Regions from separate parts of the Homo sapiens genome. Here all the other regions are linked to region 2. The links are chromatin loops, found by intact Hi-C in ENCODE. Cell type or tissue: B cell. All regions are shown on one strand. Each heading gives the region's core, and the rest is flanking DNA. Links, peaks and the distances in the headings are about the cores only. Region 1 holds the start of ABCB1 (ATP binding cassette subfamily B member 1). Region 2 holds the start of ABCB4 (ATP binding cassette subfamily B member 4). Region 3 holds the start of RUNDC3B (RUN domain containing 3B).

Region 1 (11,002 bases), core at 1,920-6,919, 120 kb before region 2:
GACTGGGCAAATAATGCAAACCTCAGTGTCTTTTATTGTAATATGGGAGTAACAAAAATAGTAACTACTTCATAGGATTCTTGTAAAGATTAAATGACTTAATTTCTTTGAAGTGCTTGGCAGTTCCTGATAAATGACCAGTAGTTAATAAATGTTAGTTGTTATTATTATCATTATATATTATTACTCCCATAGATACATATAGAACAGACTGCAGCAGAGAGGCAAATCTTTAATGTTGTCAGAGTATAGACAAGTTGGTGAAATGGCTACATGAGAGCGGAGGACAAGAAGGTGCAGATTGTGGCAGTCACTTCAAATGGAAATATCACCGCTTGAATGAAGGTATATGAGTGTCAACTTGCAAGGGGACCAGGTAGGTTTCATCAGAAATTAAGGAAGCTTAAGGAGAACAGCCAAGTTCAGCTTGACAGAAGTGGTGGTGGCACAAATGCAAGACTGGTGTCTTTCAAGAAACCAAGGACTGTTGAAAGTAGCAAGAGCTAGTTTGTTTTAGGTCCATCATGTTTTATATTCACACTTTCATGTCAGTGGAGCAAAGAAATGGAATACAATATAATAGAATGGTAGAATCTTATTTTTAAAATCTGTGTTATTCTGATCTTTAACTTACTTATATCTTTGATAGAGATCTTTACCTGATGCTCAAGATTGTAGAAATAGTATAATCAACATAACAGTATAGCACTGTATTTATATCCTGCACTGTTTAGGGAGGGTTTAAGGCCATTCAAAAGGATACATAAAATACAACAAGATTACATAAATGAAAGGTGAGATAAAGCAACAAAGCAAAACAAAAGTGAAAACAGAGATCATAGGCACAAATAAGATTAAAAACGCATGTAATGAAGATGAAAGCTTTTACATTTACCCCAGATGGACCACAGGGTTGTTGTTAAGCCTTTAAACAGTGAACAATGCTGTACACTTGCATATGCAATTAGAACATGTGGAAAAAATAGTGGCCTGTTAGAAGCCTAATTAACAATTTGTGAAAAAAAAAAAAAAAAAAAAAAAAAGAGGCCGAGCTGTAGCTCACGCCTGTAATCCCTGCACTTTGGGAGGCCGAGGCGGGCGGATCACGAGGTCAGGAGATCAAGACCATCCTGGCTAACACAGTGAAACCCAGTCTCTACGAAAAATACAAAAAATTAGCCGGGCGTGGTGGCGGGAGCCTGTAGTCCCAGCTACCTGGGAGGCTGAGGCAGGAGAATGGTGTGAACCCGGGAGGCGGAGCTTGCAGTGAGCCGAGATCCTGCCACTGCACTCCAGCCTGGGCGACAAAGCAAGACTCCGTCTCAAAAAAGAAAAAAGAAAGAAAAACAAAAGAAAACTTCATTGTATTGTAAGGCCAAGAACAAAATATATCAAGATAAGGAAAATTTGTAGTCAAGAATAGAAAAAAATTATGGCTTTGAAGTATGAGTTATTTAAAGAAAGTGGAAACATCCTCAGACTATGCAGTAAAAAACAAAGTGATTTTCTTCTTCTAAACTTATGCAATAAACTGATAGGTAATATGTGAAAGTCATAGAATGTAGACTAGAGGATACAACAAACCTATTTCCTCTATGTTCATAAGAAGTAAGAAAAGCTCTGATGTGAGTTAGCATTGCTTTACAATTTTGAATTGTGCAGATTGCACGTACTTTTCCTCAGTTTGAAGTAAATAGTGGACAGGAAAAAATATTAAATGTTGGCAGTAAATATGGAAGGAAATTACAACTAATGTAATATGCTAAAACATGCTATGTTTATTTTACTAATTTGAATTAAAATGTAAGAATTTAAAATGCCCTGGAAAAACACGGGCATTGATCTGACGTCTGAAGTTTTAAAATATTACACACTTTGAAATAGCATTTGTACCTTGAAATACCTGTCTCTATATATTTTTTAAAACTTCCTTTTTCTTTCATTCCATTTATCATCAAATAAAGGATGAACAGATGTAACTCAGAAACTGTCAAGCATGCTGAAGAAAGACCACTGCAGAAAAATTTCTCCTAGCCTTTTCAAAGGTGTTAGGAAGCAGAAAGGTGATACAGAATTGGAGAGGTCGGAGTTTTTGTATTAACTGTATTAAATGCGAATCCCGAGAAAATTTCCCTTAACTACGTCCTGTAGTTATATGGATATGAAGACTTATGTGAACTTTGAAAGACGTGTCTACATAAGTTGAAATGTCCCCAATGATTCAGCTGATGCGCGTTTCTCTACTTGCCCTTTCTAGAGAGGTGCAACGGAAGCCAGAACATTCCTCCTGGAAATTCAACCTGTTTCGCAGTTTCTCGAGGAATCAGCATTCAGTCAATCCGGGCCGGGAGCAGTCATCTGTGGTGAGGCTGATTGGCTGGGCAGGAACAGCGCCGGGGCGTGGGCTGAGCACAGCCGCTTCGCTCTCTTTGCCACAGGAAGCCTGAGCTCATTCGAGTAGCGGCTCTTCCAAGCTCAAAGAAGCAGAGGCCGCTGTTCGTTTCCTTTAGGTCTTTCCACTAAAGTCGGAGTATCTTCTTCCAAAATTTCACGTCTTGGTGGCCGTTCCAAGGAGCGCGAGGTAGGGGCACGCAAAGCTGGGAGCTACTATGGGACAGTTCCCAAGTGTCAGGCTTTCAGATTTCCTGAACTTGGTCTTCACGGGAGAAGGGCTTCTTGAGGCGTGGATAGTGTGAAGTCCTCTGGCAAGTCCATGGGGACCAAGTGGGGTTAGATCTAGACTCAGGAGCTCCTGGAGCAGCGCCCAAACCGTAGTGGCACTGGACCATGTTGCCCGGAGCGCGCACAGCCCGCGCGGTGCGGGGACCTGCTCTCTGAGCCCGCGGGCGGTGGGTGGGAGGAAGCATCGTCCGCGGCGACTGGAACCGGGAGGGAGAATCGCACTGGCGGCGGGCAAAGTCCAGAACGCGCTGCCAGACCCCCAACTCTGCCTTCGTGGAGATGCTGGAGACCCCGCGCACAGGAAAGCCCCTGCAGTGCCCATCGCGGCCAGAGCAGCTGGGGCATCAACGGCGGGCGCTCCCTCTTACTGCTCTCTGGCTTCGACGGGGGACTAGAGGTTAGTCTCACCTCCAGCGCGCCTGAGGCTCATGCATTTGGCTAATGAGCTGCGGTTTCTCTTCAGGTCGGAATGGATCTTGAAGGGGACCGCAATGGAGGAGCAAAGAAGAAGAACTTTTTTAAACTGAACAATAAAAGGTAACTAGCTTGTTTCATTTTCATAGTTTACATAGTTGCGAGATTTGAGTAATTTATTTCTAGCCTCCAGCTCTGAAATAAATGACATGTTGTTGTTTTTAATTATTTTTAAGAAACGCAAGCTAGCCTTTGGAATCAATATCCCTGCTTAGAGCAGAAGTTTGTTGGCTGAGTGGAGCACAGCATATGCATTTTCCCTGTCTTTTTTGTTCTTTCTTTTAATGATACATAATATTTTACATATTTATGAAATGGGGTACATGGAAGCGTTTTTTACATGCCCGGAATGTGTAATGATCAAGTCCGGGTATTTGAAGGATACATCACCTTAGGTATATTTCATTTCTATGTGTTGATAACATTTTAAGTCTTCTAGCTACTTTGAAATATACAATATATTGCTAACTGTAGTCACCCTCGTCTGCTATCGAACATTGGAACTTATTTGTCCTATCCAACCGTTCTTAGTCATTCACCAACCTCTTTTCATTTCACCTTTTTACCCTTCCCGGCCTCTTTCCCTTAGTCTTGGTGTGCCTCTTTCTCAGCTTTCCTGCCCCAGACAGGCGGATGCTCATATGTGTTTCTGTCTTATGAACTTCTGCTTTTCAAGTGGTGTTGGTCGCCCACACGTGAGCCATATGCTGCTGGTGATCTGCTCTGTGGTCCAGGCTCTTGCTTCCGGTAAATGGCTATGTAAACATCGCGTTTGTGGCCTGGCTGATGAGACAGAAGGTCAAAAGTACATTTAGGTTGTTAACTGGCAATAAATATCTGTATATAATATTGGTAATGTAATCATATAGGGAAAATAATTATTTAAAGTAAATTTTGATCATGGTGCTCTGCCTTTATAGAATATTTAAAACTTCACTAAATAGATTCATTGTTAGTAGTAAATTGTAAAATAGACTAGTAAGTTTAATAATATTAGAAACTGTAATGTAAATTATAAGATAAATTAGTAAACACATTAATATTATAAGAAACCAAGCTTTTCAGTGTAAGAGAAAAAATACAAATGTGGAAATCAAATACATTTTTAAAAATAATGTTAAGTTTGAATTAGAAATTTCAATATGAATTCATAATCTTTTAATAGTTCATTTTCAGTCCACTGAAAGGGACAGTAACAATGAGCACTGTTAGTACCAGATCTGGGTTTCTAAATACCATTCCTCCCTAAAAGAAATGAACCCCTCAGTAGCTAATTTCAGCCAGGTCTGGGACAGGAAAAATAGAAAGTGAGCCTGGAGTATCTTGTGGTACCTGAAAATAAGGAAGTGGAGTTTAATGGAGTAGTCGAAAGCACACTGAAGCTGTCTGGAAGATGCTTCCAATGGCCAACTCTGGGACAATTTGAGCATCAAAGAACATCGTAACTGTAACTGATTTTGAGATACTGAATGCTACTGCTGAATGCTTAATATTCTGAGAGAAGGGAAACTGAAAGAAAGTGTGAGAGGTAGAGAAAATAAAGCAATGATCTTTAGAGAAAAATTCCAGCTATCATTTTGGAACTTCCATTGTTATAATAGATTCAGGCAAGGATTGTCAATGAACTCTAAACTATCAGAAAAATGTTGTATCTAAGAATTTTCTTCAGAATGTTTACTAATTGGAAGGAGAATATGCTTCTCCAATTAAAGATTTTGCAGTTAGCACCTTAACCGAGTGATCAGACCTGGTATCTCTCACGGTAGAATGGACTGTAGTAAATGACTCATCACTTGGATTTTGAGTAAACAACATCACCTAGCAAATATTAATATATCTGCAAAAACATTTAGTCTGTATACAATTAAACTTGTAGACTGGGGCTGTCCAATGGATATATCATGTGAGCCACATTTGTAATTTAAAATTTTCTAGTAGCAACAGTAAAAAATGAAAATAAAAAGATAAAGTAATTTTGTAAATATATTTTATAGAACTCAATATGTCCAAAAGATTGGATTTTCTACATGTAATCAAAATGATTAATAAGATAGTTTACATTCTCTTTTATGCTAAATCTCCTGTTTGATGTGTATTTTACATTTATTGCACCTCCCATTTGTATTCAGTTTGATACAGGTATACCCAAGATGTGGGACATTCTGTAAGACAGCTGTTCTTGTTCCTTTACAAAAGTCAATGTTAAAAAAATAAAAGGAGGACTTCTAGATTAATAGAGACTAAAGAGATATAACTACCAAACGTAGTGTGTGAACATTACAAAACAAAACAAAAACAATCTAAAAGTTCAACAAGGAAAAAATCCTATGGAAAACATTCTTGGGAGATTTGAATGTGCATTAGATATTAGCCAATATCAGAATTGTAATCACTTTTCTTAGATGTGATAATGGTAGGAGAACATGTAATTGCAATTGAAAATTTTTGTAACAAAAATGTTCATATAAACCATGAAAAAGACTCCATAGAGTGGAGGGTAGGTATTCCACTTTTTGTTTTTAACTTTGTATTTTTGAAAACTTGATAGCTTAAAGAATTATGTACTTATGATACAAACATTTAGGTAGATTTAACTAAGAAATATTGAGGGTATGTGAAGAGAAACAGTAAAGAAAATTGTATGATCTTTCACATATTTCTATTATTGGTTCTATCATGGCCTATAGACTTTTTTTTTCAAATTAGAGATTATATTTTAAAGTAGTTCTTATTAAATTGTGTTCATTGCCATTGATTTAAATCTATTTTAACATGGGATTGTAAAGAAGCATATGGCTTTGGTAATAGATAATGCTGGGATAATAGTCCTATTTGGAATATGACTATTAGCAAAGATTCTTTATTAAAATGATGTTTGATGAATGACTTGTCTTTCTAAGCACTGTTTTTTGTGCTAATGGGGATAAGTAAGTTATCTAGTAGGGGTGAGAGTTTGTGTGAAAGTGCATTTTAATGTGATGCGATGCAGTATCTCAGAAATCTGAGGTTGCACCTTATAGTTTGGTGGTCAGGGAACAGACTTGGCATTTAAATATTGGCTTAGTTATAGCTGTGAACCTTGGACAAGTTAACTCTTCTCACTCTTCTACGTCTCTAAAAGAACAAAAATGTGTCTTCCTCATAGAATTGTTTATGAATTGTGTGTGGGAAGTGCTTACTTAGCCAGTGCCTGGAACATTATAACTTCTCCAGAGTAGCAGCTGTTTTAGAGAACAAAAAAATAAATAAAAGGCTTAGAGCTAAAACTCAACTATTTATGGCTATTTTTCTCCTTTCATCCTGGTTCCAGGGATACTGAAACCATGCCTTTACTGGGAATTGGGTGGGACCAAACCTGAAGAGTTGTGTTTGTGTATTTTATGTCTGTCTAACATTACTCCAAAGCCAAATGGGTAAACTCTGGATTTTTTTCTTTAGAAGTCTCCTCACCTCTTTTGACCTCACTTAGTGTAAAGAACAAAGACAAAGATGAATTTACCTTATGAACTTAAAAACCGTGTAAAAAATAACACAAATCTTTTCTAAAATAGTTTTTCTTTTATACCTACAAAAATACAGATGAGGCAGATTTGTTACGGTTGGTTTGCTTTCACATCCTAGGTAGCAGTTACACAGAGTAGAAAATGGGCTACAGAGTTAGATTCATTTGTATCTGGGCTCAAAATAATAGTTGACCTTATGCCTGAGGAGAACTTTTTGACAATTTATAGAACATCATTTCTGACCATAGCTTTCTAGCGTGCATTTATTTCATAATGGTCCATTTAGGACTCCAGACATTTTTTTCACAATTAGATTTGCTTATAAGGAGTAATTTAATTTTCTTCTGAGGCTAGTTATGCCCAGCATCTAATTGCCACTTCTCTTCACTAGAAAGGGAAGGATTAAGAATAATATCTGGGTAGTGGATGGATAAAATGTCTACTGCCATCATTAATCAAATGACAATTAAGGGGATTCATAATTAAGGGGAAGCATGAATGATTTTCTAATTAGAATAAAAACAGGGAACTCTTTTCAGTATGTATATTTTTCTAATTGCAAAGGGTGTATGTATGTATTCATCATAGCAAATCAGGAAATATCAAAGGCACAAGGAAGAAAATATTTTTAGAGAGATTCCAGCACTCAGTGATAACCACGTATGTAGATTTCTAAGATATATGTAAACATATTTAAACATTATAAATGGGGTCATACTATTATCATCCTGTTTTTTAACTGTATAATATAGACATATTTCTTCTTCCTATTAGTCATTAAATATACATTCTATGTTAATTTGGGTAATTTAAAAAATATGTACTTTTTAAAGTTTTATGTAATTCCATTGCTGTTTTGCAGTGAAAAAGATAAGAAGGAAAAGAAACCAACTGTCAGTGTATTTTCAATGGTGAGTTTTGAATTTATTAACTATTCAAAATACTTCGGAAATTTGACATCTCCTTACATGGAAAAGAGATATTTCATCTGATGTAAGATTTTCGTATAGGGTATGTTAATGGAGATGCAAAATAAATTGGTTTGATTTAGCTTATTTTCAGGAGAATGCTGATCATAACTTGCTATCTATATTACTAATCTACAGCCACCATTCCTGACTTAGATTTCAATTCTTCTAATGAATTATGTTGCCAGTGATCCATTACCTACACAAGCACCTCTCCCATCTGCATAGAGGAAACCAATCACATAGAATGCTGTCTTTAATGGCTCTGAAATTTGGCAGGTTTTTTAGGTCAAAGTCAGTTGCTATCAATAAAAGTTAGCAATGGATTATTTATTACTATGCAAATTTTAGGTCATTTAGGTTAGTCCATTGCAAATTTTAGTTCAAAATCCATTACTAACAATAAAAGGTAGCAATGGATTATTTATTACTATGATTTCAAATATGTCATATGCCATTATTCCCCTGTGTTAAACAGATGAAAATCTAGAATTCGAAAACCTTATTGTAACTCTTTATTTCATTTTCTGGTTGCACAGTGGTTTTTTTAGAAGCTTTTCTTTAATCACACTTGGAATCAGACATGTATCATATATGTGTGGTTGGTTGATGACCTCAGTGCTGTGATCTTGGCTCACTGCAACCTCTGCCTAGTTAATGACCTCTTATTTACCTGGATTCTTACTTCCTTTTTTCTAAGAGTACAAATTTAGGTGAACTGTTAGGTGAAAGATTCCAGAGATTAGAACCTGGAAGACTACTAAACCAATTAAGTCCAACAGCACATGCTTTATAATTCAGTCATAACACAGCAATTTTTTTAAGGTAAGGGAGTGGATAGATTGTCTTGCAAAATGGATTTTAATAAATTGACTATAAAAATAGTTGTAGGTAGGGAAAAAACAGTCATGTGACTTTTACACTGAGGACTCTATGGTTCCCTTATGTGATCTTCGTTTCTCTGTGCTACCATTGCTCTTGCCATGACTCCTGCTTTTATTCTATCTCTACGCCCTTTGGAATTTTGGTGAGATGAGACTATGTACTTGAGTCATTCTTAGGCTACTTGAGTAACCAAGTGACAGTTTTCATTGTTACTTTCTTGTATGGAAAGAAGCGTTTAGGTTAAAGTTGTATTTATCCCCAGGATTTCAGTGCTGTCACTTTGAGACTTTCAGTTTTTATTATTTGTAGTTAAATTTTTTTAAACCTTAGGAGTCTTATATTTTAGAAAATTTAACAGACCTACTATATAGAGGCAATGTTATCAATAATTCATTTTAAGGCACAAAAGAATAAAAATATGGAGCTTTAATATGAGGTAGTAGTAATAGCACACATAAAGCACTGTGTGCCAAGCATTGTCCTAAGTATTTCATATTTAATCTCATTTAATCCTTACAACTCCTTTTGAGAAAGATACTATTATTATTCCAGTTTTACACATGAAGAAACTGGAGCCAGACATGTTCACTTGTCTGAGGATGTACAATGGGGCCAGGATAGAGAGAATATATTCTAAGTCTCTTGATGAAGTACTCTACTACTTAGATAGATTTTCCTCACATCTTTTTCCTGAAAAGTCAACATAGAAAACATTGAATGTAACTTCAATATAAAACTTATAAACACAAGAACATAATAAAAGTTTAACAATATATTGGTGATGTCACTGGCATTGCTTATTAATAATAGTTTTCAGTGAAGACAAAAAACATTGTGTGTTCAGGGTTTCCAAGAAGCCCAGCTTCAGTGATTCAGACTAGGAGGACCCAGAGGATTTATGGCTAATGTTTATTACAACAAAAGGATACAAGGCAAAATCAGCCATGGCAAAAGGCGAGTGGGGAGAAGTCCAGAAGAAACCAGGTGCAAGCTCCTAGAGTTCTCTCCTAATGGAGTCACAGGGCACACTGAATTTCCCCAAGCAATGAGTTAAGACAGCACTTGTAGAATGCTGTTTATCAGAGAAGCTCATTAGAGACTCAGTGCCCAAGGATTTTATTAGGAACTGATCATGTAGGCACCTACCCAGCATGCACCAAAATTTCAGACTCATAGAAGGAAGGCAGAACTGCAGAATGAAGAATCATATTGTTTGTACAGATAGTTTGGCCATACTTATCAGTTAGAATGGTGGTAATCCTCCCCAAATCCAAGTTCCAGCCAAGGGCCAACCTTTGTATACAGGCCTTTCTAAACATGGCAGCCTCAGAGCTGCTGTGTTAGCTCTTGTCTGCACACAATGTCTGTTAATTTATTTCCACTATGAGATTTTTTAGCAATCTTAAAAAAGTGATGAAAGAAGTAAGGAATAGATTCAAAATTCTATACTAGCCTTTTAAATTTATATCAGACCTTGTTTCAACATTTACAGAAACACAAAAGTAGAATAAAATCTAAAGCAAGTGAGGAAATGTGACACATAGAGCTGGGCTGTAATTTCTACACAAAATGAACTTCTTAGAGATTATACACTCTTGGTCAGGTGCTGTGGCTCACGCCTGTAATCCCAGAACTTTGGAAGGCTAAGGTGGGCAGATCACTAGAGCCCTGAAGTTCAAGACCAGCCTGGGCAACATGACAAAACCCTGTCTATGTGAAAAGTACAAAAATTAGCTGGGCATGGTGGCACATGCCTGTAGTCTCAGCTACTCGGGAGGCTGAGGTGGGAGGATCACTTGAACCCAGGAGGTGGAGATGCAGTGAGCCAAGATTGTGCTACTGCACTCTAGCCTGGGTGACAGAGTGAGACACTGTCTCAAAAAAAAAAAAAAAAAGATTATATATTCTTGCAAGAATTGTGCACTGTAGATTGAACTCTGAGCTTTCTATTATGTGTGTCTTAGGGAAACATTAATTTTTTTCTAAATAGATAATACCTAACAATGTTAAGTGTTTCCCTTGTACCAGGCATTTGTTAAATACCCTATGTTTATTGTGTGACATAATCTTCATATAGGGACATAAGTACCTGCAATTTAGGAACTTGTGTTATTCTTGTGTTCCAGATGAAGAACTTGACTTAGAGAAGTTAAGTAATGCATTCAAAATCACAGGGTCACATAGCTACTAAGCAGGGTAGACTCAGATATGCCCAGTTGCTTTTAACAACTGTAATCATTTATGACTGGTTAAACTGTTATCTCTCTGGAATTGAAGAGTTCTTTATTGCTGCTATCTTTTGATCTTATGACCATCTCATCATCAAAGACTACGCCACCTGGCTCAGTATCCTCCCTTTCCACTTTGGTGCTCCAACCAACTTGGGTGACTTTTATGGTTATATGGATAATCACTCCTTGAGCTTCACAGCTGCAATAATCATAAAAACCTACCTGTGTCTGAATCTGTTTCCTCCTCCTTCTTTCCAGT
Region 2 (11,002 bases), core at 3,077-8,076:
CTTAGCAAAGCAGAGATTATCAGTGACTTTTATAAAAATAGTTTCGGTAGTGTGGAAAGATCAAACTTCTGTTTAGAGTGGGTTTCAGAGAGAACAACAGGAATTGAAGAAAGTAATAAACTTTGCCAACCAGTTTAGCTCCAAAGGAAAAGAGGGAAATATGATGGTAGCTGGCAGGGGAAGTGTGGTCAAGAGAGGTTTTTTGTTTGTTTTTCAAGATGGAAGAAATAACAGTATGTATGTAAGCTCACAGGAGGGATCCAGCAGGCATGGGGAAATTGATGATATAGGACAGAAAGGGAAGAATGGCTCCTTGTGAAAGTGAAAGGGGATGGGATCTACAGGATGAACATGCAAACAAAGACTGGCTGCAAAGAGAGGCATGAATAGTTCATTTACAGAAACAGCAAAGGCAGAGTGTTGGTACAGATGCTGGTAAGTGGAAAAATATCATGGTAGGAGGTTATGGAGTTCCATTCTAAACACTTCAACTTCATCAGTGAAATAAGCACGGTAATTTAGCAGAATGTGAAGATGTAAAAGAACAGAATTTGAGAAAACAGACGATATGAAATAATTATTAGAAAAGCAGGTGAGTGAATGAACTAAGAAAACATCTTATGACTATTGGTCAGTAAACGTTGGGATACATAGTGAATTTTACAAAATCTTTGCCCTCATAAGTCTTGCATCCCACAGAGTGGGCAATAAATAATAAACATAATAAGTACATTATGTATACAGTATAGGGCCATGTAAGTTCATGGCGAGGCAAGCCCGATGACTTTGTATTTTTCTTCAGACATGTTCTGCTGCATGGTGTAGGTTCACAGTAGCTCAGTAACTTGAATTATCCAGGATTGTGGTTTTACTAAGCAAGCCTGATAAAGAGAGAGGGCTAGAGGGTTGTGGGTGTTTTCAGGCTGAGTTAAGAGAGAAGACATGAAGGAGGTGAGGAACAGTAAAAAGGTGGTAAGATCAGTGGACTGAAGGATGCATTAAAGAATGACTGTGTTTAACTCTCTGATACATCTGACGTATGTTCTCCATCTCCACTTCCCTGCTAGTCATAGCGGATAAGGATACTCCCTGGATTCGAATTCTAGTTCCATCAGTTATAAGATATTGATTCTGTTTTACTTTGTCTGTCTCATTCCAAAACACATGTCTCTAATTACCATAGTTTGATAATGAGTTTTGATATTTATTTAGTAAGGCAAACCCATAAATAACTGATAATTTTTCAAGATAAAAGTGAAATAAATTTTCAGGAAAAAAAAGCTGAGAAAATTTGTCACAAACTAAAGAAAACAAGAAAGAGACAGTAGATGAAAGAGTGCTCATTAGGTGAAAGGAAAATGATCCAAGAGGGTAGCTTTGAGATGTAGGAAGAAACAAAAAGCAAGAAAATGATAAATGTTTTGATAAAGCTAAATAAGTATCAACTCATAAAGAAATAATATTCCCAGAAGAGTCATGAATATACAGAGAAAATTAAAGTACATGACAATGGCAATGTAAAAGTTAGGGGTGAATAAAAAAGAGACTTAAGAGTTCTAAAATCATTGCATTGTCCTGGAAGAGGAAAAAGTACAATGATTAGTCAAAGATACATGTCATAATCCCTAGAAAGGAGATCATTATTAAATAGAAAATAAAAGAATACATCTTATAGAAAGGAAATCTAAATGATAATATTAAACAGATCTAAAATAAGGCAAAAGTGAGGATAAAAAAGAAAGATGGAACCAATGGGGCAAATAGAAAAAGTAAGATAGCGTGGTAGGGCATTAATTCCAGCCTTACATCAATGCATAAGTATCTCAATATTCTACTGTAAAGGGAAAGTAAAGATTTCTTACAGCCTGAGTGTAATGGAGAAATCTAGTTTATCATAGTGCTTTAAATATTGTAAGTCTTCAACTTCTAGTTGATGAATAAATGATGGAATTCTCAGTGATACTGCACTGTTATCAAATAAATATAAAAGGAGCTCCTGGAATTGGATGTAATACAGGTAAAGAAGTAAACACAGCCATATAGGCATGGCTTCTTGCAGGGACAACTTTGTGAATCGGCTCAGACAGACAGACAGGCAAATACACCTCATTGCCTCATACATGTTATTTGCTTTAGTTTTTGTTCTGAACCTTCCTACTCCTTCAAGTATCTGCATTTACTTTATCAAATTCTCTTTTATTAGAGACTGAAGAAACTGTCATCTCCTTATGTGCTAATGAGTTTAATAATGTCCTCCAGTCACCACAAGCCTTCTTTCAAACTACACAATTCCAACTGCTTCCGTCTCAGAGTATCTTGAAATAATGATCTGACCGCCTGTTAGACCAGTGAAGGGAAGGAATTTGGGTTGATTTAAGAAGAGAATCCTCATGGTCATGGTAGACTGATATGGAGAGAAAACATTTTGAGGAAAAATACTCAACTAAATTCATTTCTACTCCAGCATGCAGTTTCAAGTCAAGTTCCACCTTAGCTCCAGGTGGCAGGCAGAGCAGGATGCAGAGGCACAGCACAAGTAAGGGGTGAGTGCCGAAGCTGCTGGCTCCTGTTCCAGTCTTTCTTCCTTGGCCTCGCCTGAACTTTTACTATAATAATAGTCACCATTTATTAGGTGTCTCCTACGTGCAGGACACTTTACACACAGTATCCCTAATCCTAATAACACCCTTATTTTATAGATCCAATGACTGAGTCAAGAATTACATAACCTGGCCAGACAGCTGGTACATGGGAAAGGTGAGATTCACACCAGGGTCCACCCAGCATCTCTACTTATACCATGCTCTGCTTTAAGGTTCTCTGAGAACTCAGACAAGCCTTGGGCTAACAATTGTGTTAACAGGACATAGCAGGTGCAAGGACCCACTGGTCATCCTGCTACCTGATCAGAAGGAAGGAAAGTTGTATTTGTTGCTCACCTACTATGTTTTAGGCATAGTACTAGGTGCTTTTACCTAGTACTTAATTCCCTTATCCTCAACTCATTTATTCCTCGCAATAACCTGATAAGGGAGATGTTTTTATCCTCATTTTACATATAAGGAAACAGGCCTAGAGAAATGAGCACAGTGTCCAAAGTCACATAGTTAATAAGATGTGAAGCTCTGAGTTTGAAAGTCTCCGGTTTCAAAGCCATGAAACTTATGGCTCCCCGTTTTAGACACTTCCTTTTGGGAAGAGTGTGGAGGAATTAATCAGAAAGAAGAAAGTCATACTCAAATAGGTGGTAGGAGCAGAGACAATTCAATACAGACAGAAGTCTTAGATGAGAGCAGTGAGCCAGGGCACTGGACTGGGACTCAGGAGGCTTCCCCTAGACTCTGGTTCCACCGATGCAGCCTCAGGCAGGACTTCACCTCTCTGGGCATCCGTTTCTTCATATGTTAAACATACGGGGTTTTAATTAGATGATCGCTGAAGACCCCTCTAGCCCTAAAACTCTGTGTCTCTTAAGTGCTAAGAGGGCACCAACAGCGTTCCTCCTCCCCAAGGAGCATAATGTGATGGTTCCTGCCGGCCCTGGCTGACTCTCGCCGTCCTTGGAGATAATTGGGTTCAGTGCCACCTGGACCAGAACTGGGGATGCGGAAGCAAGAGGCGAGTCTATTGCTCTCTCTCGGTCCTGGGCCGCCCTGTGATTGTTGGGCGTCCGGAAACTGTCTCCCCTATGGGTTTAAAAACAAAACTGAGCGCCCATGGGGTGTGACAGTCATCTGCAGGGGCTTGGGTGGCCCATCAGGCGAGGCTTTCTCGGCACCCGAGGCTCCAGCCTGATCTCGGTCTTATCCTGCGACCGGGCTGGTTCTGGCGGGTCGCCAGGGTGGGCGGCGGCCCCAGCCGGGCGCCCCGGCGGCAAGAGCGGCAGGCTGCGCCCCTGGCCCGCGCCTAGCCTGGGGAGAGAGCTGGGCGGGCGGCGGGAGCTGCTCTCGCGGGCCGCGGCCCTCGCCCTGGCTGCAACGGTAGGCGTTTCCCGGGCCGGACGCGCGTGGGGGGCGGGGGCGGGGGCGGGGGCGAGGCCGCGGCGAGCAAAGTCCAGGCCCCTCTGCTGCAGCGCCCGCGCGTCCAGAGGCCCTGCCAGACACGCGCGAGGTTCGAGGTGAGAGAGGTCCGGGCGCGTCTGGCCTCGAAGGGAGACCCGGGACGTGGGGCGCGGGGCGGGAGTGGCCGGACCTCCACCCAGTGCCCCCGGGCCCCGCGACTCGTGCGCCGGGCCGCCGGAGAGGGTGTACTTGGTTCTGAGGCTGTGGTTTCTCCTCAGGCTGAGATGGATCTTGAGGCGGCAAAGAACGGAACAGCCTGGCGCCCCACGAGCGCGGAGGGCGACTTTGAACTGGGCATCAGCAGGTACATCCCCAGCAGCCACTGGCTTTTCCGTTACACGCCAATCAGCAGGACTAAGTTCACCCTTGGAAAGAAGTTGTAAAAATCGGTTGATGCCTTTGAAGACCTTTGTTTTGGAGGCTTCTTTGAAGGGTCTTGCATCCGGTTCTGACCTTGGAGCAAACGTGTTGTGTGGCCTCAAAGAATGTCACTGAGGCTCCTTTTGGAACAGATTCAGGAAGAAAAGGCTGTCTTGAAAAGTGCTCCCTTCCCTTTGTGCAGGGGGGATTCAATGAATATCTGCATTGTATAACATTCATTGTATTACGTAACTCTTGAAACTTTTACAAATGACTTTCATATACATCATCTGATTGTTCAGACTTAAAGGGTGTCAGACATCTGCTGTTGATGGCTGTGCTTTTTGAACAAGGGCAGTGAAGCAAAAACTCCCTCCCCTCCTGCCCATCCCCTGTTATGTCTCTTCCTCCTTGTCTTACCCCTCCCCCTCCTCTCATCGCCAGGCTTATTTGTATTTCTCCTTTCTGGGAGGATAGGTGGGGAGGGGGAACTTCTGTACATCCGAATCAGTTTTGTTCAAGTGGTAGGGGGAAGCAGCGCTTCCTTTGCCTTCATGTCTTTCTCGGTTCCCCTGGCCCTTGTTAAACTCACTTCACAGGCTTTATGAGCGGGGCAGAAGTTCCCAGTCAATGGCGTGTGTCTTTGTTTCCTCTTTCACTGTGGGAATAGTGAATCATTTTCGCCTTTAGCCTGAAATAGTTTATGAGGCTATTACGGTCTCTGAGTTCATACCAGGCTACCCAGAAAAAATTGACCTGTGTCAAGTGATCACCCAGAGGGACAAATTTATCAGTCTCTGTAGTTTGTCCTCAAGCTGCTAGGGGCTTGATTAGCTAACTGAAAACATGCCTACCTGATGCTTAAACTGAAGCATTATTTTAGCCTGTTAATGTGGTTGTGCAGTAACCTTGCTGTATTTCTTCTAAGCACCATTGTATTTTTTCATAGAAAATTTAGTTTTGCCATGTAGAATTGAAAAAGTGATAGATGGTGTTACTTCCAATGGAAGTACTTACACACGCAATAGAAAAATATGGTTTTCATCAGCTGGCTGTTTAGGCAGGGATTGACTGTGAGTCTATTAATAGATGGCATTTTCATGAAGAAGTCTATTTATGTATTGCACTGGCTTAACATTTGATGCGTGTGCAAAGGAGCTATTCCTACAAAAGGTGTAGTAACACTTCAGAACCCAGGAAAGTCCTCAGAGGGGAAGCCCACAGCTTCTGCTGGAAAGAAGAAAGCAGCTCAAAAGAGAAATACAGAAAGTTAACAATAAGTTAAGACCACATGATTATGAAATCAAATGTAGTGAAACTAATTTTTATAAAAGCAGACCAAAGATAATATATTTAAAGGAAGTTAAGCCTGCTTCAATCAAATTAGTTATATTCTTGTTCTAATTATGTTGCTATTGCCCATGGCACATTCTTTTGAACATATTTAGTGGCAGATGTTTGTCCAGTGATTTTAGTCAATACTTTACATAATTTGGAATCATCTTATGAGTAAAACTTTATCATTTACCTGGATAAATGCATCATATTTATGTAAAAATCATCATATATATATAAATCATCATACACACACACACACACACACTCCCTCATAGAGTTTATATTATAGTACGGAGGACAGACATAAATAATGTACATACTAAATAAGTAAACCACAGCCAATGTTAGAAGGTAATTAACGCCATGGAAAAAAGCATTAATCCAGGTTAAGGGGATCAGGAGTACAAAAGGGGAGTACTTTGTAATTTTAAGTAGGGTGGTTAGGGTAGATCTTATTTTAAAGGTAATATTTGAGCAAAGACTTGAAAGAAATGAGAGGAGACAGCTGTGTGGGTATCTAAGGGGAGAGCATTCCCGGAAAAGGTAACTGGCAATGCAAAGACCCTGAGTCAGGTACATGTTTGGTGAGTTCATGGAACAGCAGAGAGTCCAGGCTGGTTGGAGCAGAGTAAGCAGGTTTGGGAGTAGGGATGTGGTCAGAGAGGAAATAAGCAAACAGATCGTGTAGGACCTCAGAGGTTAATGCAAGGATTTTGGCTTTTATTGTAAGAAAAAGGAAAGCCATTGTAGGTTTTTGAGCAAAGAAGTAGTGTATGGCTTGGCATTTTGAAATAATTACTCTGACTGCTAGTTGAAGATAGACTGAAGCGGCATAGGTGGAAGTGGAGAGACTAGGCAGGAGGCTGCCCTACTGGTGACAGCAATGAAACTGGTGATAAGTGGTTAAATTCTAGATGTACTTTGAATGTATCACCAACAAGATTGCCTGACACCACTCTCCACAATCCTTCAGAAGAATAGACATTCCTAATTTTAAATCATGATTTTTTTTAATTTTAGAAAACAAATAACTTAATTGACTTAGCGACACTGTTAGCATACTTATCTTTCCTGTGTATGTGAGCTCTGTAAGGCAGGCGACCATTTCTTATGTATCCATGTATCTTTGTAGTACCTTCGACAGTTACTTTTGTGCTTGCTATGTTTGTTGAACTGAATAATTTTGACATTTTGTGAACATCACTCTTATATTTGAAAATATAATAGTTGAATATTGTAACTAAACATATTTATGTTCAATTGATTGTAAAACATTTTGTAACAGTTTTAAATTGAAGCAATTCTATTTTTTACAGCAAACAAAAAAGGAAAAAAACGAAGACAGTGAAAATGATTGGAGTATTAACATTGGTAAGCTGTGAAATGTTAAATGTGAATAATCCTACCTTTTATTCAAATTTGAGGTATTGAATCAATTACCTTTAAAGCAAATACTTTAAGATTGTCTAGCTAGGCGAGCTGACTCATACTTGTAATCCCAGCACTTTGGGAGACTGAGGTGGGAGGGTTGCTTGAGCACAAGAGTTTGAGACCAGCCTGGACAACATAGTGAGATCTCATCTCTACAAAATAATAAAAATAAAAATCTTAAAAAATAGCATATGTCATGGCATGAACCTGTAGTCCCAGCTACTTGGGAGGCTGAGGCAGGAGGGTCTTAGGAGTCTGAGGCTGCAGTGAGTTATGATCACACCACTGCACTCCAGCCTGGGTGGCAGAGCAAGACCCTGTCTCAAAAACAACGACAACAAAAAACTGTCTGCAGACAGCAATAAATTGTCCTTGCTGCACCTGTGCTGTATAAGTTTGGCTTATTATAGTCAATGACCCACATTCTTAAGATGGATGATTTTTTAAAAAGTAGAGACAGGCTGGCGATGACACCGGACAGAGCTAACTGGTGTGCAAGGAAAGTGAAAATGGGAATTGTGTTAGTAGCACAATGCAAACTCAACAATTTCAAGAAAATGCATTTCTGCATTTGCTTCACAGACCCCCACCCCAAATTTAGCTTAAAATAAGCTTGCATTTCAAGAAAGTAATTGTTAAGTACATAAATTTTAATTTAAGGAATCTACATTCACATTTGGTTTCCAAAAAATTGGCTAAATAGGGGGTAACTATTAGGAATTCTGATTATGCTTAAAACAGTTTTCGGTGCTTTTCTGTTGGTACAAGACAAGACAATATTTTTGGAAGAAGTCTCCTCATCTGGTTTTCATTTGAAATATGTCTTACAGAGGCAGCTCAAGAAAGCATTTGCCCATTTTTGGTAAATATGACGTGTTTCAAACTGTGACAGCCATTATTTGGTAGCAAAGAAGTTAGAATTAAGTGTCATGTCAGCTGAAATCCAACTTAGTAATTAAATGGATAAAAAGACACCAAAACATCCACACTCTCAAACACTGCTGCATACTTCTCATGTAACCAAAAGCCCCTATTCATTGTCTTCTCTCCTCTTTTTTTATTTGTTTAAAAAGCCTCAGTAAGGGCAATTTAAAAAAAAATTAGCACTTTGGAGAATAAATTGTTTATCAAATGAAAGCTGGTTTTATTTATTTTTTTAGAAGTTTTTTTTTCTTTATTTTTTTAAATTTGTTTAAATTATACTTTAAGTTCTAGGGTACATGTGCATAACGTGCAGGTTTGTTACATATGTATACATGTGCCATGTTGGTGTGCTGCACCCATTAACTTGTCATTTACATTAGGTATATCTCCTAATGCTATCCCTCCCCCATCCCCCCACCCCACAATAGGCCCCGGTGTGTGATGTTCCCCTTCCTGTGTCCAAGTGTTCTCATTGTTCAGTTCCCACCTGTGAGTGAGAACATGAGGTGTTTGGTTTTTTGTCCTTGCGATAGTTTGCTGAGGATGGTTTCCAGCTTCATCCATGTCCCTACAAAGGACATGAACTCATCATTTTTTATGGCTGCATAGTATTCCATGGTGTATATGTGCCACATTTTCTTAATCCAGTCTATCATTGTTGGACATTTGGGTTGGTTCCAAGTCTTTGCTATTGTGAATAGTGCTGCAATAAACATACTTGTGCATGTGTCTGTATAGCAGCATGATTTATATTCCTTTGGGTATATACCTAGTAATGGGATGGCTGGGTCAAATGATATTTCTAGTTCTAGATCCTTGAGGAATCACCACACTGTCTTCCACAATGGTTGAACTAGTTTACAGTCCCACCAATAGTGTAAAAGTGTTCCTATTTCTCCACATCCTCTCCAGCACCTGTTGTTTCCTGACTTTTTAATGATTGCCATTCTAACTGGTGTGAGATGGTATCTCATTGTGGTTTTGATTTGCATTTCTCTGATGGCCAGTGATCATGAGCATTTTTTCATGTGTCTATTGGCTGCATAAATGTCTTCTTTTGAGGAGTGTCTGTTCATATCCTTCACCCACTTGTTGGTGGGGTTGTTTTTTTCTTGTAAATTTGTTTGAGTTCTTTGTAGATTCTGGATACTAGCCCTTTGTCAGATGAGTAGATTGCAAAAATTTTCTCCCATTCTGTAGGTTGCCAGTTCACTCTAATGATAGTTTCTTTTGCTGTGCAGAAGCTCTTTAGTTTAATTAGATCCCATTTTTGTCAATTTTGGCTTTTGTTGCCTTTGCTTTTGGTGTTTTAGACATGAACTCCTTGACCATGCCTATGTCCTGAATGGTATTGCCTAGGTTTTCTTCTAGGGTTTTTATGGTTTTAGGTCTAACATGTAAGTCTTTAATCCATCTTGAATTAATGTTTGTATAAGGTGTAAGGAAGGGATCCAGTTTCAGCTTTCTACATATGGCTAGCCAGTTTTCCCAGCACCATTTGTTAAATAGGGAATCCTTTTCCCATTTCTTGTTTTTGTCAGGTTTGTCAAAGATCAGATAGTTGTAGATGTATGGTATTATTTCTGAGGGCTCTGTTCTGTTCCATTGGTCTATATCTCTGTTTTGGTACCAGTACCATGCTGTTTTGGTTACTGTAGCCTTGTAGTATAGTTTGAAGTCAGGTAGCATGATGCCTCCAGCTTTGTTCTTTTAGCTTAGGATTGACTTGCCAATGCAGGCTCTTTTTTGGTTCCATATTAACTTTAAAGTAGTTTTTTCCAATTCTATGAAGAAAGTCATTGGTAGCTTGATGGGGATGGCATTGAATCTATAAATTACCTTGGGCAGTATGGCCATTTTCACGATATTGATTCTTCCTATCCATGAGCATGGAATGTTCTTCCATTTGTTTGTGTCCTCTTTTATTTCGTTGAGCAGTGGTTTGTAGTTCTCCTTGAAGAGGTCCTTCACATCCCTTGTAAGTTGGATTCCTAGGTATTTTATTCTCTTTGAAGCAATTGTGAATGGGAGTTCACTCATGATTTGGCTCTCTGTCTGTTATTGATGTATAAGAATGCTTGTGATTTTTGCACATTGATTTTGTATCCTGAGACTTTGCTGAAGTTGCTTATCAGCTTAAGGAGGCTTTGGGCTGAGACAATGGGGTTTTCTAGATATACAGTCATGTCATCTGCAAACAGGGACAGTTTTACTTCCTCTTTTCCTAATTGAATACCCTTTCTTTCTTTCTTCTGCCTGATTGCCCTGGCCAGAACTTCCAACACTATGTTGAATAGGAGTGGTGAGAGAGGGCATCCTGTCTTGTGCCAATTTTCAAAGGGAATGCTTCCAGTTTTTCCCATTCAGTATGATATTGGCTATGGGTTTGTCATAAATAGCTCTTATTATGTTTAGATACCTCCCATCAATACCTAATTTATTGAGAGTTTTTAGCATGAATGGCTGTTGAATTTTGTCAAAGGCCTTTTCTGCATCTATTGAGATAATAATGTGGTTTTTTTCTTTGGTTCTGTTTATATGCTGTATTACGTTTATTGATTTGTGTATGTTGAACCAGCCTTGCATCCCAGGGGTGAAGCCCACTTGATCATGGTGGATAAGCTTTTTGATGTGCTGCTGGATTCGGTTTGCCAGTATTTTATTTTATTTTATTTTATTTTATTTTATTTTATTTATTTATTTTTTGAGACGGAGTTGCGCTGTTTCGCCCAGGCCGGACTGTAGTGGCGCTATCTGGGCTCACTGCAAGCTGCGCCTCCCGGGTTCACGCCATTCTCCTGCCTCAGCCTCTCGAGTAGCTGAGACTACAGGTCCCCACCACCACGCCTGGCTAGTTTTTGTATTTTTAGTAGAGACAGGGTTTCACC
Region 3 (11,002 bases), core at 2,018-7,017, 150 kb before region 2:
ACTTAAAAGTTTGACAAGTGTTATTCTGAAATGTTTATATGTGCATATTTTAATAATTTGCTCATAAGACATTGTTAAGCCATAGAAAGAGAATTTAGATTTTAATACTCTGCCACCAAAACCAAAATCAAAGGACTATATAAGGTTTTCTGTAAACAATGAAGCTTATAAAGGACAGAAAAAATGACTAATATCTGATTATCTATGGATAAAAATGCAAGTTAAAAAAATCTGAAGGGCGTTAACAACTTAATTTTCTGAAGTTCTAAACGATAGAGAATATACAGGGAAAATACTAGTTGGTTCTCAGAGCCAAAGTCAAGTGTATGAATATTTTGAAGTTGAGTGTGTAAGATTTAGAGTCCTCAAATGACCTACTATCTCTTCACCAAAATCTGTGAAAAATATGAAAAAACAGTACTTATCTGATGAAATAAGGACTATGCAAATGTTTTTAGTCTACAACATGTAAATGTTCACTAAAAAAAACTAATGAATTACATACACATATACAATCACACATGAGCCAAAATTCAATTCAGCTCTTTATCTGATTATCTTACCTATCTAAACAACCCACTTTCAAAGCTCAAAACTATATATTGCACTTGAATAAAGCTTTAAACATAAAGAATTGTGTACTCACATAAGAAGACTTTAAACCTAAACTGAGAATACACCTAAATTGTTTAAGGGGTAAGGAAAAACATTACTGTGAAAGTATAAGTGGATACACTAGAATGATATATGCTGGTGACTTTTTTTTTTTTTGGTTTTGTAAATGGTTCAATTTTTTCCAGAACATCAGCAGAGAATTACAAAATCAAAGGCACAGTCCAAAATATTTTTGTTTATAGAGAAAAATGCACATACGTAATTTAGCTATTATAAACATTTATCTTATCATTATTACCCTGCTCATATTTGGAAAAATTCAAAACTAAATATAAACATTTTTTGCTTGGAGGCTATTATTAATTTTAAGCCTATAATTGAAGGTTAACAATGATCTAGTCCAATATTATTTTACAGACAACAAAAATGAACAAATGGAAAGGTTGCATGGCTTGTAAAAGTGCACACTAGTTAATGATAAAGTCAACCTAGAACCCAGTTATATTTCCACCAGATCAACTTCTTTCCAACTTAAATATCAAATCATCTCTGATTTGAGATATAAAAATAAAGAGGCCGGGCGCAAGGTGGCTCACGCCTGTAATCCCAGCACTTTGGGAGGCCGAGGCGGGCGGATCACGAGGTCAGCAGATCGAGACCATCCTGGCTAATACGGTGAAACCCCGTCTCTACTAAACAAAACACAAAAAATTAGCCGGGCGTGGTGGCGGGCGCCTGTAGTCCCAGCTACTCAGGAGGCTGAGGCAGGAGAATGGCGTGAACCCGGGAGGCGGAGCTTGCAGTGAGCCGAGATCGCGCCACTGCTCTCCAGCCTGGGAGACAGAGCGAGACTCCGTCTCAAAAATAAATAAATAAAAAATTAAAAAAAGAATTCATAAGAGACATGAGTGAAATACCCAGGGTTTGGTGACTCTGGAAAGTAAACTAGCAATAAATGCATAAATACTGCTTTATTCATTTTTCTTAATTTGTCATGGGGATACTTAAAATGTACAAATGGCCTATAGTGACTTTCTTCCAAAAAGTAAAAGTCATTCAGACAAAGCCTATCATATAGACCCCATTACTACACATGGATAATTTACATGCACCATCAACTATTTGGATCTGAAAAACAGCCTTAATATTATCCATATAAATAACAATACAAATGAAATCCAGAGCAGAAACCACAACTTATTTTAGCTATTACACTAAATCTATGTGTAAACTGTAACTAAAGTTAGCACATATTCATTTCACAGTAGAAAATAATAATTATGTAAATTACAATCATGAAAATACAACTAATACAGAGAGCTGTCCCCAGAAATCAGTGTGACGTTCCTAAAATTTCTTAAAGATAATTTAAAATTTAGTTTAAATAAGGTTGAAATACAAATCCTTTTCTTTTCAACTGTCTCTGATAAGGGCACACATGATCATTACATGACCTAAAGCCAGCCAAGACAAAAATGGAGAAGCAAAAGGAACAGTACCCATCACTGAAATTATTCATTCAATAAATATTTTTTGAGTGTTAGATGCTATACTGAGAATTTGAAAGAAAAAAAAAAAAAGACTAAGCAAAAAGCAGATAGAATCACTGCCCTTGTGAAGTTTAACAAAAGCTGATAGAGCTTTTATTAAATATGTTACCCCCCAAGAAGCACTGTATATGTTGAAACTACCCTTATTTTTAAAGCAATTTTTGATGTCTGTATATTATGGTTAAGAAAATCAGCCTTGCTTATGGTTCCATTTACCTACTTTAAAGATATTTACCTATATTTTAAAACACCTAACAGCCTATTTGTCTCAAAAAGTTACATCCTAGACAGCACAAACGGCAAATTAAACGGATACCATATTACTTTACCATTTACAACTCAAAGTGCTGTAATAATTACATTATACAAATACAGTCAATGAAGAAGGTCTTCTTGCTAGATAAACATTTGTAATAATTCAAGTATTTTTTAAAAAGTCACTGTGAGTTATTGCATTTAAGTCCTGGAATAATTATCTGTATTCCACTTAAGATGCTAGACACATTTTTACACAAGAAAAATAACGGAAAAATACAGAGAAATTGCAAAGGAAGAAAAAGTTTCATCATCATCTGATTCTTAAGAGGAATATCACTAGGTGATGATTAGGAGTCTGATGGAGGAAAGTAATTTTAAAACAACTTAATGGCTCAGAGAAGTTCCTAAGAAATTGATGCTTAGGGTTTCAATTTTTCTTAATACTCAGATATAAGACTTAAAGAAAATATATCAGCATGTTAAAAACCAGTTATCTCTGAATACTAGGCTTACTATAAATAGTTCTTTTTTTTTTTTTTTGACGAAGTCTCCCCCTGTGGTCCCGGCTGGAGTGCAATGACGTTATCTCAGCTCATTGCAACCGCCTCCCAGGTTCAATCGATTCTCCTGCCTCACCCTCCCGAGTAGCTGGGATTACAGGAGCCCGCCACCACGCCCGGCTAATTTTTTGTATTTTTAGTAGAGACGAGGTTTCACTATGTTGGCCAGGCTGGTCTCGAACTCCGACCTCGTGATCCGCCCGCCTCAGCCTCCCAAAGTGCTAGGATTACAGGTGTAAGCCACCGCGCCCGGCCCAATAGTAATTATTCTTTTATTGTTTCTATATTTTTCTGAAGGAAATACTACATTTACAGTTATAAAGCATTAAGGAAAGGCAGGCCTTAAAATAAATCATTGACATAAAGACTAGGTATCCTCCACAGTCCCACTCTTAATAACAACTGCAGAACCAGCACTAGCACTGTAGCTGAAAAGTGGATAGTACACACACGCTCACATACACAATGGCTGGCATGTAGTAGGCACTCAACTAACGTGTGAAATGAAATGGCTGAAGATAATGTAAACAAGCCAAAACAACGAAATGCACTCTGATTTGGGGGCAACACAGTAAACAATCACAGTAACTACCACTTTATCCAAAGCTCGCTGACAGCTGAATGGGCATTAAATGAAAGAGCTCTTCTTCCTTGCCCTCCTCTTTCACTCTGACGCTAGATTGCACATTCAAAACAAATCCTCCTCCAGCCCCGCCCCAAGCTCTACCCTCCAGTACCTTCAGCACTGGAACTGACACAAAGTCCAGGGCTGCGACGGTGTCCAGACCCGGGCCCCTGTCCAAGGAGCTGCGCGCTCACAGATTTGGCTGGCGCAACATAGGCGGGGGCACTGGGCGGCAGCCCATCATGCCCGGGACCCCCAAGGACCCGCGCGGAAGCCCAGAGCTCTCAGCCCCGGCGGGAGGCTGGTTCCCCTCGCCCTGCGCTGCCGTACCTGCACACGGTGATCAGGTTCCTCCTCTCCACCGCAGCATTGCGGGCGCTCAGGCTTTTCTTGCCGCCTCCGCCGCCACCGCCGCGGATCCCGCTCAGGCCCCCCAGGCTCCGGGAGGCCATGGCGGGCTTACCCCCGTGCCCCTTTTGTCTCGTGCCACCCCGCACGCCCCCCACACCTGCTTAAGGGGGTTCTCGCTCGGTCCGCAACCGTGGGGGCGCGGGAAGGATGTAGGAAAGGAGCCTGGAGGGAGGAAGGGTGTGGAAGACAGCAGGGACTCGCACCCGGGGACTGACGGCTCGCCCTTGGCACCCGAGCTCCACACACACACACACACACACACACACACACACACACACACGCACGCACGCACCACCTCCGCCCTCGGCGCGCCGCCGACTGCCGGGCTGCGCCTGCGGGTCGGCGTCAGGCGCTCTCCTCCTTCCCGAGGGACCTCAGCAGACGGCGCGCGCGCGAGCCCGTCGGCCCCTCACGCCCAACCACCCACACTCCGCAGCCACTCGTGCCCCAGCCCGGGAGGCAGCGGCAAGGCCCCCGGCCTCGCGTGCGCAGCCCCACCCTCTCTGCGCCTATCAAATCAACGCTACCCCCGCCGGATCCAATCGCGGCACCAGAGGGGCGGGGCCGGCCGCGCGGACCTTTTAAAGCAGCGGGCTCAAGCCCCGCCCCGACGCGTGGGCTGCTGTCAAGGACGCTGGGCTCGCTTTCGCAGCCCGCTAGCTGCCGCCAGTAGCCACACAGGCTAGCCGCGGGGATTGTGGGATGCGGGGCCCCACAGCGCCAGGGGCCTATTGCCCCCCCCTTGCCTGTAGCCAAGCTTTAACGGCTGATACCTATTTGCGTGGCTGCCGTAGCTTCAGTGCCTGCCTAGAAAGCAGCGCGCCGGCTCCCACACCCGACCTTGGGCCTAAGTACTAAGAAGGGAGGAGGGTTCCTTTTGTCCTGACGCCCTCCCAGGGGCTAATAAACAGCAACACAATGGCCCGAGGGGGGAATTGCTCGTAGAATCTCCTTCTTGGCGCGTCTAGTGCCGACATTTCTTGCCCCTCCACACCATGTCGCTCCCACCTCAGCCTCCAGCGCAGCCCGCACCCGGGACTGACGGCCCGCCTAAGGAGGAGCGTGGTGCCAGTGTAGAGTCTTTTCGCGTCCTGGGCCGTGACTCCGGAATCGGGAGTCCGGGTCTGGGAATAGTAAGCCCAGGAACGACGCGGCCTCGGTCCAGCTGGGCTGCTCCCTCAGAGTCCTGGAACGCCCTCCTCGACGCGCGTGTTCGGAAGCGCCCCCTTCCTAGAGCTTCTCACTACCCACCGTTTTACCTGCAGGAGGGTCCCAGCTTGGGTCAGGTCCTCTGACACTCACCTACGCCTGCTGTTCACCTCCCTTTGCACCAATATGCCCAGATTTTAGAGTGCAATCCTAAATGACTTACTCTCCCTATGGGACCTAGCACAGTGCTGTACATAGAACAGGTTCTCAATAAATGTTTCTCGAATTTAATTTGAAGTCACATTTGACATAATTTTTACTGAAATTTCACGGCTTCAGTGGCTCCAAAATCCATGTATCTTTCACCTCTACTTTTGAAGTTTCTGTCAAAGAATGTCAGAGAATATATAGTTTTGTGTGGCTATCTCTATTTTTCTTATATATTATCCCTGTTAATGCAGGGCATACTGTTACTCTTGAATGTTTTAACAACGCACGTTTGTGTAATAAAGTTGTAAATTCCTAATTTCTGAGGTTTTTAAAGTTTAAAAATCTCTATTTAAAATAGTCAAAAAATCATCCTTTTCAGCTACCATGTCTAATTTTATTCTACTATTCTGTTTAGTAGAATAAAAATATATGGGCTGGGCGCGGTGGCTGACGCCTGTAATCCCAGCACTTTGGGAGGCTGAGGCGGGCGGATCACGAGGTCAGGAGTTCGAGACCAGCCTGACCAACATAGTGAAACCCCATCTCTACTAAAAATACAAAAATTAGCCGGGTGTGGTGGCACGCGCCTGTAGTGGCAGCTACTCGGTAGGCTGAGGCAGGAGAATCGTTTGAACCCGGGAGGCGGAGGTTGCAGTGAGCGGAGACTGCGCCAGTGCACTCCAGCCTGGGCGACAGAGTGAGACTCCATCTCTCTCTCTCTCTCTCTCTCTGACATATATATGACATATATATGACATATATATGACACATATATATGACACATATATATGACACATATATATGACACATATATATGACACATATATATGACACATATATATGACACATATATATGACACATATATATGACACATATATATGACACATATATATGACACATATATATGACACATATATATGACACATATATATGACACATATATATGACACATATATATGACACATATATGACACATATATATGACACATATATATGACACATATATGACACATATATATGACACATATATATGACACATATATGACACATATATATGACACATATATGACACATACATATGACACATATATATGACACATACATATGACACATATATATGACACATACATATGACACATATATATGACACATATATATGACACATATACGACACATATATATGACACATATACGACACATATATATGACACATATATGACACATATATATGACACATATATGACACATATATATGACATATATATGACACATATATATGACATATATATGACACATATATATGACATATATATGACACATATATATGACAATATATATGACACATATATATGACAATATATATGACACATATATATGACAATATATATGACACATATATATGACAATATATATATATATATATATATGTCTCAGCCTGGGCGACAGAATGAGACTCCATCTCTCTCTCTCTCTCTCTCTCTATATATATATATATGTACATATACATATATATGTACATATATATATATATATTCCTCTCTCTCTAGCCATACGTATATAGTGTCAGTCTTAACTAATGTGCTATGATAAATATTCATTCATACATTAAAATTTTAAGAAAACAATTTAGTCAGACTTTACACTTTATCTTTCAAGTTAATAAAAGCAGGCGAAATTTCTATATATGGATGTTTGTGACTAGTCAGTGCACTTCTTCCAGAACATTACGTGTCTGCTCTCCTGTGACACGGAGGCTTATAAAGAGTCTTCTTTTCCTAGGAGCTACAACTTAACTTGTCTCTTCTTGCTAGTTCAACAGTTTGGATTCAGAAGTAGCCATCAGGAAACAGATGCACTGGTTATGCAGGCAGTCTCAGCAAAATATTTGCGCTGGCAATGACAAATACTACTCAAATTGATGTTGTTATTATTTAACCACAGATAAAACTGCAGAAAGAAAAGAGTGGAAAACCATCAGTTATCAATAAAATTTCTAAAAACCGATGCTTGGGTGTGTCGTGAGTGAGGGAGAGAACACACATGCCTCTGAAGCATTTATCAAGAAGATAAAAGTGAGTGGTCATGACAGAACGAGAAAAGTGAGATGTTAATATCCTCAAAATTGGCTTCCTAGCCTCCAGTACATGTTCATGTTATTTTCACTGTGAACTATGACTGAAAACTTAGTAAAACTCCATCTTAAATGATGAGGTAATCGTGTTATTTTTCTTTTTTCTTTTTTTTTTTTGAGACGCAGTCTCGCTCAGTCGCACAGGCTGGAGTGCAGTGGCAGGATCTCCGCTTACTGCAAGTTCCGCCACCCGGGTTCATGCCGTTCTCCTGCCTCAGCCTCCCGAGTCGCTGGGACTACAGGCGCCTGCCACCACGCCCGGCTAATTTTTTTGTATTTTTAGTAGAGACGGGGTTTCACCGTGTTAGCCAGGATGGTCTCGATCTCCTGACCTCGTGATCCGCCCTTCTCGGCCTCCCAGAGTGCTGGGATTACAGGCGTGAGCCGCCGCGCCCAGCCATAACGTTATTTTTCAAATGTTACTCTTAGAAGGATTTAGTTGACATGTTAGTACTTGCTTACCAAGACTTTGCCATAAACAAGCTGTGTTTTTCTTTTTTGTTTTGTTTTGTTTTGCATGTATGGAGTGTCATTACACTGCCACATGGGGGCCTTATTTGATAAGGCTTTTCTCATTTATCCTAAGTAGTATGTCCTGGGTCTCTTTCTCCCTCTAGATTACTAATCTGGATATTGTCAATCAATTTATTCAGTACACAGCATAATACTATTATAGAACTCCATGAGTCCACGTTACTTTTTGGACTTCTTTTGGCACCTATTTCAATTATTTTTATTTATTTAAGCATTGCACAAAGGTATTCAAAGATTTTACAAAGAGTCACAGTAAAAATTATGAAAACAGTAGATACCTAAATTAACTTATAGGAATTCTGTAGAACCGAATGGGCAGAACATACCCATTCACCGTTTTCCCAACTTCCTTCTTCTCATCGAAACAGACAAAATTACAAGTGCAACATATAAAATGTCCTCAAATATAAAATACTATAAAATGTATATATAAAGTGCTATAAACCAGAGAGATCACCAAACCATAGTTTATTCTAGTCTCAGAGAAGTGGACTTTTTAAATATGCCATAAACCCAGCATCTGTACAGAAGAAACTAGAAACATTGAAGATGTAAGTTTTTTTAATTTTTATTTACTTTGACGTCAGATGGGTAATATGCTGACATCATAACAAGGATTGGGTGAGGCACGTCTCACATGTGTGTGAAAGCTCAATCATCACGCTTATGAACCACAAATGGATAGATATAAATTTTTTCAAATCCACAAATCAAGTATCATCATAAGCAAAGTCAAAAGTAAATGAGACCGAGAAAACATTTTTAAAACTCAAATCATAGACAAAGAGCTAATTTCCTCTATAAAATACTCCTGCAGATCAATAAGCACTGTTTCAGTGGCACAATGAATGTGAAAGCCAAATTCCAGTGAGTAAAAAGTCAGTGGGAAGTGAGTATCACACAATCTTAAAAAGTTATGAAAGGGGAGAAAAAAAGAGTGGTGGTATGGGGGAATATTGAACAGAGGGACATTGGTGTTTTATTGCTATCATGTCATTATTTTTCACAGAAGTGACTTGAGCATATTTTGAAGCTGATGCAATGAATCTACTGGGAGGGAAAGGTTAGTAATGCAAGAGAGAAAAAAAAACTATCAGAAGCGAGCATGAAGAAAATGTATGAAAATTGCTTTAAAAAAAAAAAGTCCATGTGAGAGTAAGTCAAGAGAAGCAGAACACTCAGGGGAGGTATGGGTTTCCGTTGAGAAGAGGAAGCAGAAAGACCATTCCAAAGAATTGGAGAATGCAAGGTAGTATTGGTCATAGAGCAAAAGTTCCAGAGAGCATCATGGAAGGGAGTGCAGACAGGGTCATGGGCCAGGAAGCGCGAAGCGTGCTCATTAATAGGGTATGGATAGTGAGGTGGGTATTACAGGCTATGACAGACACATAATGAAGAGTACCTTGATGGGTCTCACAAACTGTTCTCTGTAAAAAGTCATTGGGTAAAGGCTGATTGAAACAAAGTGGATTTGGTCCTACAGTTTCTTTGAGGAGGGCAAATACTGACCCTCAGTTCGAACAGAGGATATTTTTCTTTTTAAAATTTTTTATCATGTAGAAGGGCATTAACAAACCAGAAATTATAGACTCCAGACATTGTATGCATTGCATCAATTAATCATCAGAACCGTTCTCTAAAGTAAGTATTATTATATTCTCCCATTTACAAACAAGGAAACAGAGACTTGGAGACATTAAGTAACATATAGAAAGTCACATAGTAAATGGCAGAGCCAGGATTGAAATCTAAATCATTAGCTAGAAAATCTATTATTTTTTTAAATTTATTATTTTAAAGACAGGGTCTTACTCTGTGGCCCAAGATGGAGTACAGTGGGTAATCATGGCTTACCTCGGCCTTGAACTCCTGGGCTCAAGGGATACTCAAAGGGCTTAGCCTCCTAAGTAGCTGGGACTACAGGCATGCACCACCACAGCTGCCTAGTGTTTTTTATTTTTAAAAATGTTTTACTGAGACAAGGTCTCACTATGTTGCCCAGATTGCTCATGAACTCCCGGTCTCATGCGATCCTCCCTTCTTGGCCCCTCAAGTGTGGGGATTACAGGCATGCACCACCATGACTGGCCCATAATTTATTGTTTTTTCTAACATGTTTCACTGCCTTTTTGAGAAAGTAACTCCAGATAAGGCTTAAACACAAAACTCCCATACTGTACACATAGTTCTTAAGAATCAAGAAGGATTTTACACACTGACCAACTGTATCACTCATGCAATATAGTCTCTAGATAATTCTGGAGCTCAGGCTTTCATTTTTTATTCAGAAAGTGTATTCTGAATCAAAAGATATGCATAATTTTAACCACAAATTAAATTTTTTCCTAGAGATGTTTTACCAATTTACATCCTACTAACAGTACATAAGTTTTCTTGCACTCTTGCTCACTCTAGGGACTATTGTTCTTTTTATTTTTCTGCATAACAAGCAAAGAGCAATATCTTTTTGATATTTTAACTTGTTTTTCATTAGTAATGAAAATGCACATTTATTTTGTGCACTTATTGTTCATTTATGTTTTGCCCGTTCATGCCCTTTACCCATATTTTCCAAAAAATATTAGTCTTCATTATAGTGGCTCATGATCATATTTGTTTATTGTATGTATGGCAAATACTTTTCCCAGTTCGTTGTTTGCCTTACCTATGGTGTGAGTTATTTATAAAGAGATGTTTAAAAAATTTTATATAAATGAAATTCATCAATATTTTCCTTTATTGGTTTTTCCTTTGATCATTTTAGAATAGCCTTTGCCACCTCCAAGATTATATACTTTATGGTTACTTTTTTATATCAAAAATAGTTAACCTATTTGCACTATGTGAAGGTATGAAATTAGAATATAACTTCATTGTTCCAATGATTAACCACTGTCCCAATTCTATTTATTAAATGATCCATCTTTGCCTTACTGCCAATATTAAATTTATCATGAA

What was found. Hi-C counts contacts between places; a loop is a spot of excess contacts. Peaks named below come from ENCODE experiments on the same cell type or tissue, not always from the same donor. Only the 100,000 strongest peaks of a DNase experiment are listed, where the experiment ranks them.
Region 1: a loop joins it to region 2, with 6 times the contacts of the local background. A loop is called at or near these places in 3 of 110 quality-filtered maps.
Region 3: it touches region 2 in a loop (11-fold over the local background); 2 of 110 quality-filtered maps call a loop at or near these places.

Annotation. Positions count from the first base shown.
Region 1 is chr7:87,592,334-87,603,335 of GRCh38, reverse strand. ABCB1 (ATP binding cassette subfamily B member 1) reads left to right here and starts at 2,452. Exons shown (of 28, transcript NM_001348946.2): 1 at 2,452-2,581; 2 at 3,146-3,219; 3 at 7,522-7,570. The coding sequence starts at 3,152. RefSeq lists enhancers at 3,551-3,940, 3,150-4,349. In B cell, for the core only: no CTCF peak of the experiment used is centred there; DNase peaks (open chromatin) are centred at 2,415, 2,955, 3,825 and 4,505; H3K4me3 peaks cover 2,468 bases; H3K27ac peaks cover 1,877 bases.
Region 2 is chr7:87,468,749-87,479,750 of GRCh38, reverse strand. It overlaps ABCB4 (ATP binding cassette subfamily B member 4), which reads left to right and starts at 4,071. Exons shown (of 28, transcript NM_000443.4): 1 at 4,071-4,117; 2 at 4,280-4,365; 3 at 7,076-7,130. The coding sequence starts at 4,286. RefSeq lists silencers at 3,695-3,944, 3,995-4,194, 4,205-4,344 and an enhancer at 4,815-4,884. In B cell, for the core only: no CTCF peak of the experiment used is centred there; DNase peaks (open chromatin) are centred at 3,670, 4,260 and 5,010; H3K4me3 peaks cover 2,495 bases; H3K27ac peaks cover 4,725 bases.
Region 3 is chr7:87,621,882-87,632,883 of GRCh38, reverse strand. RUNDC3B (RUN domain containing 3B) reads right to left here and starts at 4,486. Exons shown (of 11, transcript NM_001134405.2): 1 at 3,939-4,486. The coding sequence starts at 4,060. LOC124901834 (small nucleolar RNA U13) reads right to left here and starts at 8,727; the gene lies at 8,626-8,727. It also overlaps a transcript of ABCB1 not described here. RefSeq lists silencers at 4,242-4,291, 4,342-4,571 and an enhancer at 4,437-4,731. In B cell, for the core only: no CTCF peak of the experiment used is centred there; DNase peaks (open chromatin) are centred at 3,743, 4,043 and 4,543; H3K4me3 peaks cover 1,943 bases; H3K27me3 peaks cover 1,860 bases.